Regions from separate parts of the Mus musculus genome. Here region 2 is linked to region 1. Evidence: chromatin loops called from intact Hi-C (ENCODE). Cell type or tissue: left cerebral cortex. All regions are shown on one strand. Links, peaks and the distances in the headings refer to the core of each region. The heading gives the core; the rest is flanking DNA.

What was found. Peaks named below come from ENCODE experiments on the same cell type or tissue, not always from the same donor. Only the 100,000 strongest peaks of a DNase experiment are listed, where the experiment ranks them.
Region 2: a loop joins it to region 1, with 3 times the contacts of the local background. A loop is called at or near these places in 3 of 42 quality-filtered maps.

The regions. Positions count from the first base shown.
Region 1 is chr6:31,788,322-31,793,707 of GRCm38, forward strand. It overlaps LOC115490344 (a long non-coding RNA gene), which reads left to right and starts at 4,506. Exons shown (of 3, transcript XR_003956275.1): 1 at 4,506-4,788. In left cerebral cortex, for the core only: no CTCF peak of the experiment used is centred there; DNase peaks (open chromatin) are centred at 2,843 and 3,440.
Region 2 is chr6:31,914,454-31,919,839 of GRCm38, forward strand. No RefSeq gene overlaps it. Among named protein-coding and RNA genes, the nearest start is that of Gm31894, 100 kb to the right of the region's middle. In left cerebral cortex, for the core only: no CTCF peak of the experiment used is centred there; DNase peaks (open chromatin) are centred at 3,079, 3,497 and 4,502; H3K4me3 peaks cover 424 bases; H3K27ac peaks cover 2,015 bases.

The DNA of each region.
Region 1 (5,386 bases), core at 246-5,245:
TCTTTCTCAGCCTGTTGATCCTTTGAGTAGAGGAAGGCCACTGATTTGTTTAAGTTAATTTTATATCCAGACACTTTGCTGAAATTGTTTATCAGGTTTAGTAGTTCTCTGGTGGATTTTTTTGGGTAGCTTAAATATACTATCATATCATCTGCAAATAGTGATATTTTGACTTCTTCCTTTCCAATTTTTATCCCCTTGATCTCCTTTTGTTGTCTAATTGCTCTGGCTAGGACTTCGAGTACTATATTGAACATGTAGGGAGAGAGTGGACAGCCTTGTCTAGTCCCTGGTTTTAGTAGGATGGCTTCAAATTACTCTCCATTTAGTCTAATGTTGGTTACCGGTTTGCTGTATGTTACTTTTGCTATGTTTAGGTATAGGCCTTGAATTCCTGATCTTTCCAAGACTTTTATTGTGAAGGGGTGTTGGATTTTTGTCAAATGCTTTCTTACCATCTAATGAAATGATCAGTTTTTTTCCTTTGAGTTTGTTTATATAGTGGATTACTTTGATGGGTTTCCATATATTAAACCATCCCTGCATCCCTGGGATGAAGCCCACTTGGTCATGATGGATGATCGTTTTGATGTGTTCTTGGATTCAGTTTGCGCGGATTTTATTGAGTATTTTTGCATCCATATTCATAAGGGAAATTGATCTGAAGTTCTCTTTCTTTGTTGGGTCTTTACAAACCCTACATCTGATAGAGGGCTAATATCTAATATATAATGAACTCAAGAAGTTAGACTCCAGAGAACTAAATAACCCTATTAAAAGATGGGGTACAGAGCTAAACAAAAAATTCTCAATCGAGGAATACCGAATGGCTGAGAAGCACCTAAAGAAATGTTCAACATCCTTAGTCATTAGAGAAATGCAAATCAAAACAACCCTGAGATTCCACCTCACACCAGTCAGAATGGCTAAGATCAAAAACTCAGGTGACAGCAGATGCTTGGAGAAGATGTGGAGAAATAGGAACATTCTCCATTGCTGGTGGGATTGCAAGCTGGTACAGCCACTCTGAAAATCTGTCTGGTTGTTCCTCAGAAAATTGGACATAGTACTACCTGAGGACACACGTATACCACTCCTGAGCATATACCCAAAAGATGCTCCAACGTATAACAAGGACACATGCTCTACTATGTTCATAGCAGCCTTATTCATAACAGGTAGAAGATGAAAAGAACACAGATGTCCTTCAACAAAGGAAAGGATACAGAAAAAGTGGTACATTTACAGAATGGAATAGTACTCAGCTATTAAAAATGATGAATTAATGAAATCTTTGGAAAGTGGATGGAACTAGAAAATATCATCCTGAGTGAGGTAACACTGTCACAAAAGAACACACATGATATACACTCACTTATAAGTGGATATTAGCCCTGAAGCTCAGAATACACAAGATACAATTCACAAACCACATGAAACTCAAGAAGAAGGAAGACCAAAGTTTGGATACTTTGTTTCTTGTTAGAAGGGGGATCAAAATACCCATGGGAGGAGATATAGAGACAAAGTGTGGAGCAGAAACTGAAGGAAAGGCCATCCAGAGACTGCCCCACCTGGGGATCCATCCAATATACAGTTACCAAACACAGACACTATTGTGGATGCCAACAAGTGCTTGCTGACAGAAGCCTGATATAGCTGTTTCCTGAGAGGCTTTGCCAGTGCATGACAAATACAGAGGTGGATGCTCTCAGTCAACCATTGGACTGAGCACAGGGTCACCAATGGAGGAGCTAGAGAAAGGACCCAAGGAGCTGAAGGGGTTTGCAACCCCATAGGAGGAACAACAATATCAACCAACCAGTACGCCACAGAGATCCCAGGGACTAAACCACCAACCAAAGTACACATGGAGGGACCCATGGCTCCAGCCGCAGAAGATGGCCTTGTGGGACATCAGTGAGAGGAGAGGCCCTTGGCCCTGTGAAGGCTCGATGCCGCAATATAAGGGAATGCCAGGACAGGAAAGAGGGAATGGGTGGGTGGGTGAGCAGTGGGAGAGGGCATGGGATAGGGGGATTTGGGAAGGGAAATGAGGAAAGGGGATAACATTTGAAATGTAAACAAAGAAAAATAATAATAATAATAATAATAATAATAATAATAATAATGAAATTGGGAAGCCTTGCCTTGCCCATTCATGAACATCACAGAATAGCTCAGCAGAAGGCCTGGACTATGTTATTTTCATGTGACATGTTGGGGTAGTCTCTCTCTCTCTCTCTCTCTCTCTCTCTCTCTCTCACACACACACACACACACACACACACACACTCACACCCCCTTTCTCTGATTCTTTTCTAGTGTTGAGAGATGAAGAAGGGCAGACTAAGGGTCTGAGAGTAGGGGTCAGAAGAGCAGGTTGGTTTGCCTTGCTTCTTTATAGAAAACTATGTTGTTAAAAGGAGAACCAGCAACCATTACACATCAGAATCTCATACTGACCACCGCTTACCTTTAAATAGAGAATAGATGGACAAGGGGTGACCCAGGCAGAGACCCCACAGCGTGACTATTATCATCTTATGTCAACAAGAAGCAGTCTGACTTTTCATCAGAATTGTTTTAAGCCCACCCTACCCCCAAATATTCTGTCCTGGCCCATATCTTCCCTCCTCTTTCTCCAAGAAGGGCTCTGCCCTCAGCACCCTGTCTGGGAGTTAACAGGGCTATTTGAGAACAGGCTGTCCCTTGCTGTGTGCCTGTGCTCCTGGCTCAGATGCACCTCAGGCTGCAAAGCCCAAGGACGGTTTGCCACACACATGCCAAGGACTTGGGGACTAGGTTGCATTGTGTTGCCTATGGCAACCAGTTCCAAGGCCAATTCTGCCTCTGACTTGGCTGCCTGTGTTTGAAAACTACTGTGCTTCCTTTGCCCCCACCCCATCCCCAGCTTCAGATATAGCTGATAAATAAAAATAACGATGTCTATGTTTAAAGTATGCAACACAATACTTAGACACACAGTTTTGTACATTCTAAAAAATCCCTACACACGTCATAATATTTGGATACCATTTGTGTGTGTGTGTATGAGAGAGAGAGACAGAGACAGAGACAGAGTGTGTGTGCATGTTTGTGTGCCCATGTGTGCATGTAAGTGTGTGTGCATGTGAGTATGTGTGAGTGCATGTGAGCGTGTATGCGCATGTGTATATGTGAGTGTGTATGCAAGTATGCAAGTGTGTGTGTATAGAACAGTTAAGATCTACCTTCCTAGATAATTTTAATTTCAAGTTACAGTGCGGTATGTGAACTGGAATCACCACCTATGCATCGGGTCTCCAGAAGACAGCCATCCTGTATAATGAGTTTGTGCTCTTCCACAAACATCTCCTCACTTTCCCTTTCCCTCCAGCCTCTGCCCACCATCCTTTAACTCTGCTTCTGTGCGCCCGTGCCTATTTTAGATCTCACACATAAATGAGATGATGCACGGTTTGTCTTTCTGTGTCTGGCTTATTTTACTTAGCATAATGTCTTCTAGTTTTATCCACGTTTTCACAAATGGCAGGATTTCCTTCTGTTTTAAAGGCTGGATTGTGCATATTTCCTGTACCGTGGTTTGGCTTTTTATTCATCTGTTGATAGACATTGGGATTGATTTCATATCCTATCTATTATGAATGGTACCTGCAATGAACAGACATCACTATCAGGTACAAATTTCATTTCCTTTGAATATATACACCTCAGATATTACATTGATAGATCATGGGCAATTCTACTTTTCATTTTTTGGCGAATTGTCTGTGCTGTTTTCCATAGTGGCTATACTAATTCACATTCCTATCAACAGAGTTTAAGGCATAAACTATTAAATGTTGCTTGATAGTTTATAGGCTTCCCCCTCTCCATAACAGGAAGTGGTATGGTTTTTCTTCAGACAGTAATCTCTGTCTCTCTCTGTCTCTGTCTTTCTCTGTGTCTGTCTGTCTCTCTGTTTTTCTCTTTCTGTCTCTGTCTCTCTCTCTTTCTCTCTCTGTCTCGCTCTCTCTTTCACACACACACACACACACACACACACACACACACACACACGTATGCTACGCGCACGCGCACACGCACAGACACACAGAGGCATGTATACCCCATACCCACTATTCCCGAGGCTCACTATTGTTCTTATAGAGATGTCTGGAACTCTGAATATGAGCCTGAAGGATTGATTTTGGATCTCCAAGTTGATAAACACGTGCAGGTAACAGCCATGGACACACATTTCACCTGCAGTTGAAGACCTACTTTCTCCTAGTTTATTTCCAACCGGCTGTGATCAGGGTCTGCAATGTTACTGAGCCTTGGTTTTCTTACCCATTTGTTATATTAAAATTACACACCTCACACATTTATGGTGAAGATAGAGCAAGTAATAGTGTGGGAATCCTAAGGGTTAAATGATGGGTGAAATGTCTTGAGGACCTGAAGCAGCATTTATCTGTGCCTCGCAAGGCACTGCCTGGAATCTACAAAAGAAACGGACTATAAAAACATGTGGTAAAATATATATAACATAAAATTTACCATCTTACCCTCTCTTCATCCAGCAGTGCAGTGGCATTAACTACATTCCTATTACGGTGTAACTGTCCTCAAATCTGGAAAACCTCTTCATCTCATAAAACAGAAACTGTGCCCATTAAACAACTCTCCCCTTCTCCCTCCGCAGCCTCTGGTAACCATCACTCCAGGCTGTCTCTATGGAGATACTAAGGACCTCGTGCAAGAGGAATCAGCAGCATCTGCCTTTCTGGCTCCTTTCAGTCTGTATGTTCTCAAGGTTCATCTACTTTGTAGCATGGTTACAGATTTCCTCCCCTTGTAAGCCTTGGATAATATTCTGAGGCCATTTTAAAATGTGTATGTGATATAAAATCCTTAGCATGTGTGAAGAGCCACAGAAAATGACAAAGTAGCCTGTCACATAATGCAGCAACGAAGAGGGAGTGTCCCACGTGCCCTGGCCTATCTCTAAGTCCTTAGCATCCTGACAGAATGCGTCTGAGTCAGGTATGCAGTTTTGTTAATCAGAGTCTATGGTCTAGACAGATGGGGATTCCCGAACAATTTGCACCAAGTGGTGATGCACAGGCTCATTTGCTTTTGGGGCCCCAGGAGGGAGAGACTGCAGGACTGGGAAAGCATCTGGGACGGAGGCCGAGGAAGTGTGGGCAACAGAGCAGGGTGGCCAGAAGTGTCGTTGACAGTCTGAGTTTTGTGACATGGGCCTTTCTGCATAGATGGTAGAGATGGGCTCCAAGCAGGAATGAAGAGCTAAGATAATCACAGTGAGCTAACAATCCCCAGCACTGAGTCCTTCTTGCCATGAGTTTTGCCCCAGAAGCAGAGGAGTGACTGCTGCTGG
Region 2 (5,386 bases), core at 73-5,072, 130 kb after region 1:
TGGGTATGTTGTGGCTTCATTTTCATTAAACTCCAAAAGTCCTTAATTTCTTTCTTTATTCCTTCCTTGACCAAGGTATCATTGAGAAGAGTGTTGTTCAGTTTCCATGTGAATGTTGGCTTTCTATTATTTATTTTGTTATTGAAGATCAGCCTTAGTCCTTGGTGATCTGATAGGATGCATGGGACAATTTCAATATTTTTGTATATGTTGAGGCTTGTTTTGTGACCAAATATGTGGTCAATTTTGGAGAAGGTACCATGAGGTACTGAGAAGAATGTATATCCTTTTGTTTTAGGATAAAATGTTCTATAGATATGTCAGATCCATTTGTTTCATAACTTCTGTTAGTTTCACTGTGTCCCTGTTTAGTTTCTGTTTCCATGATCTGTCCATTGGTGGAAGTGGTGTGTTGAAGTTTCCCACTATTATTGTGTGAGGTGCAATGTGTGCTTTGAGCTTTACTAAAGTTTCTTTAATGAATGTGGCTGCCCTTGTATTTGGAGCATAGATATTCAGAATTGATAGTTCCTCTTGGAGGATTTTACCTTTGATGAGAATGAAGTGCCCCTCCTTGTCTTTTTTGATGACTTTGGGTTGGAAGTCAATCTTATCAGATATTAGGATGGCTACTCCAGCTTGTTTCTTCATACCATTTGCTTGGAAAATTGTTTTCCAGCCTTTCATTCTGAGGTAGTGTCTATCTTTTTCTCTGAGATGAGTTTCCTGAAAGCAGCAAAATGTTGGGTCTTGATTGTGTAGCCAGTTTGTTAGTCTATGTCTTTTTATTGGGGAGTTGAGACCATTGATATTAAGAGATATTAAGGAAAAGTAATTGTTGCTTCCTCTTATTTTTGTTGTTAAAGTTGGCATTCTGTTTTTGTGGCTGTCTTCTTTTAGGTTTGTTGAGGGATTACCTTCTTGTTTTTTCTAGGGCGAGGTTCCTGTCCTTGTATTGGTTTTTCTCTGTTATTATCCTTTGAAGGGCTGGTTTCGTGGAAAGGTAATGTGTGAATTTGGTTTTGTCGTGGAATACTTTGGTTTCTCCATCTATGGTAATTGAGAGTTTGGCTGGGTATAGTAGCCTGGGCTGGAATTTGTGTTCTCTTAGTGTCTGTATAACATCTGTCCAGGATCTTCTGGCTTTCATAGTCTCTGGTGAAAAATCTGGTGTAATTCTGATAGGCTTGCCTTTATATGTTACTTGACCTTTTTCCCTTACTGCTTTTAGTATTCTATCTTTATTTAGTGCATTTGTTGTTCTGATTATTATGTGTCGGGAGAAATTTCTTTTCTGGTCCAGTCTATTTGGAGTTCTGTAGGCTTCTTATATGTTCATGGGCATCTCTTTCTTTAGATTTGGGAAGTTTTCTTCCATAATTTTGCCAGTCCTTTGAGTTGAAAATCTTCATTCTCATCTACTCCTATTATCTGTAGGTTTGGTCTTCTCATTGTGTCCTGGATTTCCTGGATGTTTTGAGTTAGGATTTTTTGTATTTTCCATTTTCTTTGATTGTTGTGCCGATGTTCTCTATGGAATCTTCTGCACCTGATATTCTCTCTTCCATCTCTTGTATTCTGTTGCTGATGCTCGCATCTATGGTTCCAGATTTCTTTCCTAGGGTTTCTATCTCCAGAGTTGCCTCACTTTGGATTTTCTTTATTGTGTCTACTTCCCTTTTTAGGTCTTCGATGGTTTTATTCAATTCCATCACCTGTTTGGTTGTGTTTTCCTGCAATTCTATAAGGGATTTTTGTGCTTCCTCTTTAATGTTTTCTACCTGTTTAGCAGTGTTCTCCTGAATTTCTTTAAGTGAGTTATTTAGTCCTTCTTGATGTCCTCTACCATCATCATGAGATATGCTTTTAAATCCAGGTCTATGTTTTCCGGTGTGTTGGGGTGCCCTGGACTGGGCGAAGTGGGAGTGCTGGGTTCTGATGATGGTGAGATACCCCAATTTTAATACAAATGTTTTACCAAATTTTGGGAGAATTTCATATCTATGTGAAATGTATTTTTATCATATTTACCTTGTCACACCCTGTTCTGGCTTTATCATCCACTCCTCCTAATTTCATGTTATTTTTGTCTGTTTATAACCCACTGAGTCTAATTTGTGATGTTTATATAGCCACAATTATAGGCATCCATGGGAGCATGTGGGTCCCTTTCTAAATCAGGCACTGGGCTTATGGCCAGCAGGGAACCCTTGGTGGATTCATTAACAAATATATTTTTTTAAAATAATCAAATGTGTGAAAGAAATTCTGGATGTATGGGTAGATGGGTGGGTGGGTGGATGGATGGATGGATGGATGGATGGATGGATGGATAAATGGACAGATGGATGGATAAGTAGGTAGATAGATGGGTGGATAAACAGATGGATGAATGGATGGATGGGCTTATGGGTAGAAGTATGGACATGTTGGTGGCTGGACAGAAAAATGTGTGGTTGGATGAGTGAGTGGTTGAACGAGTGGGTGGTTGATGAATAGATGTGTGTGTGTGTGTGTGTGTGTGTGTGTGTGTGTGTGTGTGTGTATATATATGAAAGTGGTAGATGTGTAGGTGAATGAATGGATGGATAAATAGATGAATAAATGAATGGGTGGTTGAATGGGCAGATGGATAGATAGGCAAATGAAAGATGAATGGACAGGTGGGTGGATGACTGAATGAGTGCATGATAGATGGATGGGTAGTTTGAAGGGTGAGTTGACAATTGGGTAGAAGAATTTGCCTCAACTCAGGTAAGAAGCAAAATAATGGCTGGATTGCACAAAACCTGTATGCATGTGTGGAGGGAGGGGCGTCTGGGGGGGTGTAAGTGCAGGCTTGTGTGCCCTTTGATCCTCCTCGAATAGGACTACATGATAGATTGAGATTTTATACATTTAATATTTCCTTCCAACTCCGGGTGCTTTACATCTGGATAAAAGGAGCTATAAATCTCTGCAGGCAGAAGGTGGCCAGCCCTCCCTTTCCACCCGCTTACTGAGATCTCACTTGGAAATCCAGCTGAACAGTCAATGATGAATCACAGCATCTGCGGGGCAGTCCAGATAAGCAACGATTTGCATTTTCATGTGATCATTTGCTACTCTTGGCGTTTTCAAATTACTTTAGAGCCACATTAATTCAGTTGCCACCTACTGCCACTCTGTGCCCAAGTGACCGGGTGATGGGAACGCAAGTGGCAGGTTTGTTTGGCTTTTCAGTCATGAGGAGAGAGTGCTCCCTTTGGGTATCAGGAGACATATGGGAAGAGAGCAGCCCCGTGGAGAGTGATCGTGTAGGAACTCTTCCCGAAACTTGACTGCTTCCAATCTACCCTGTCTTTGTATTCTTTATGTCTGCCAGTTGCTTAAAAGCAAAACTAAGCATCAATTACTCTCCCCTGTGCCTCCACCTTACACAGTGGAGGAGGCATCCCTGCAGGTAACCGATTCTCCTTCTCTACTGTAGGAACTGCGTGTGCCCGGGGGTGGCTGGCAGCAGTAGGCACCATATGGCTGCCATGGAGGCGGTCTTTTGGGGAGAAGGGAAATCTTGGAGACAGTCTACAGGCTGGATGGAACTCCCAGCCCTGCAGAGGAAGCTCTTGTCTGGCACTTGCCTGTAGCTGTCTCAGTGGTCATGGCTCCTACAAAGAGACCCCATGTGGCCAAGAGGACAGTCTATCACCCAGCCTTGGGGACTCAGTAAGAAGGGAGAGTGTTAACTGAAGGCAGAATTAATCCTGATGTGTCTAGGTAGGACTCCTTTCTGAAATACCTCCGGACAAAGAGATTTCAGTCTACTGTAATCCCCTCTCCTCTGTTTCCTCCAACCTTCACAATCTAGGGAGTTTTTAACACTCATCTGTAGAACTTAAGTGCAAATCCATTTCCCTGCCCAGAAGCAGATTCTGAGTCTTCACATCCTTAACACAAATTCTCAGAATGCTATCCAATACATTGATGACAAGCCCTTTGAAAATGGGAATTAATTTCTGTTTCTCTATCTTAATTTACATTTGATCATCTCCCAAGGATCCACTTTTTAACACTTCCATCAGCCCCCATCTCTCCCAACCCTTTCAGAAGTCTTGTGTTGAAGTTTTTCTCAGGTTCTGAATCACAATGATAGATAGATAGATAGATAGATAGATAGATAGATAGATAGATAGATAGATAGACAGACAGAGCATCTGTCTCAAATGACTTGTCCAAAGTGATTTTTAGATTGTCTAACCAACAGTGCAGTGTGAGCTGTTCAAAAGGACAGAGGTTTGGGTGACAGGGAAGCTGCAGTAGTTTTTTTCAAATTCTATTTGTACTTGTGGCTGGGGATATAGCACAGTTAGTAAAATGATAAGCACAAGGAGACCCGAGTTTATCTCTCTGCCACCCACTTGAAGACCTGGGTGTGGTAGCACATGCCTGTAATCCCACAGCTGAGTTGGAGGAGATGTGAGGATCGATCACTAGAGCTTCTTGGCCAGTCAGCCTAGTCAACAATCTAGGTTTAGTGGGAGACCCTGTCTCAAAATGTAAGGTGGAGAGAGACTGAAGAAGATACCTGCCATCAGACTCTGGCCTCCACATGCACAGACATACATGAAGATGTGTACTCCTGCACCTGCACACATGTAATGTACGTGCATATGTCACAGACACAGTGTTCTATCTATTGTCTCCCTCTCTTCTCTCCCAGCTTGCAATAACAGTGTGGTTTAAAAACTTCCTGTTTTCTGTGGTAAGAACACTTCATATGAGAATCACCTTCCAACATTTCTAAGTATGCAACACAGTGCTGTTGGTCACAGAGACAATACTCTGCACTAGAGCTTCACAGCTGCTTCATCTAGGTTAACTAAAGCTTACTACTCCTTGGTTAGTAACTCTGCAGTTCCCTCTTGCCTGTCCCAGACAACCACTGTTGAACTATAACCCATATAGTCATCAGTTTTCTGTGACCACCTCTTTCCATCCATCACAGTGCCATTGTCTGCCATGCTGCCTGCTATAGGCACACATTGCAGGACTTTCTTTTTCCAAGGCTACATAGGATGGGGATGTGTGGATCCACCCTGGCCCCTGTATCCATTTAACCATAGATGAATGTCAACTCATTTCTACTCGTTGGCTATCGTGAATAACGCCACAGTGGACACGGGACTGCTAATGAGTCTGAGATTTTGATTTCAATTCTTTTAGGTAAATACTCAGGAGACTTCTGAATTCTATGACATTCTCATGTTTTTGAGGAATTTAAACCCTGCATTCCTTAGCTTTCCCACCGACATAACCTAAGGGCTCTAGACCCTAAGCATTTCACTAGCAGTTGGCTTTGTTCTTCAAAAAACAGTCTCTTGGCAGATGTGAGGTGAACCTCACCATG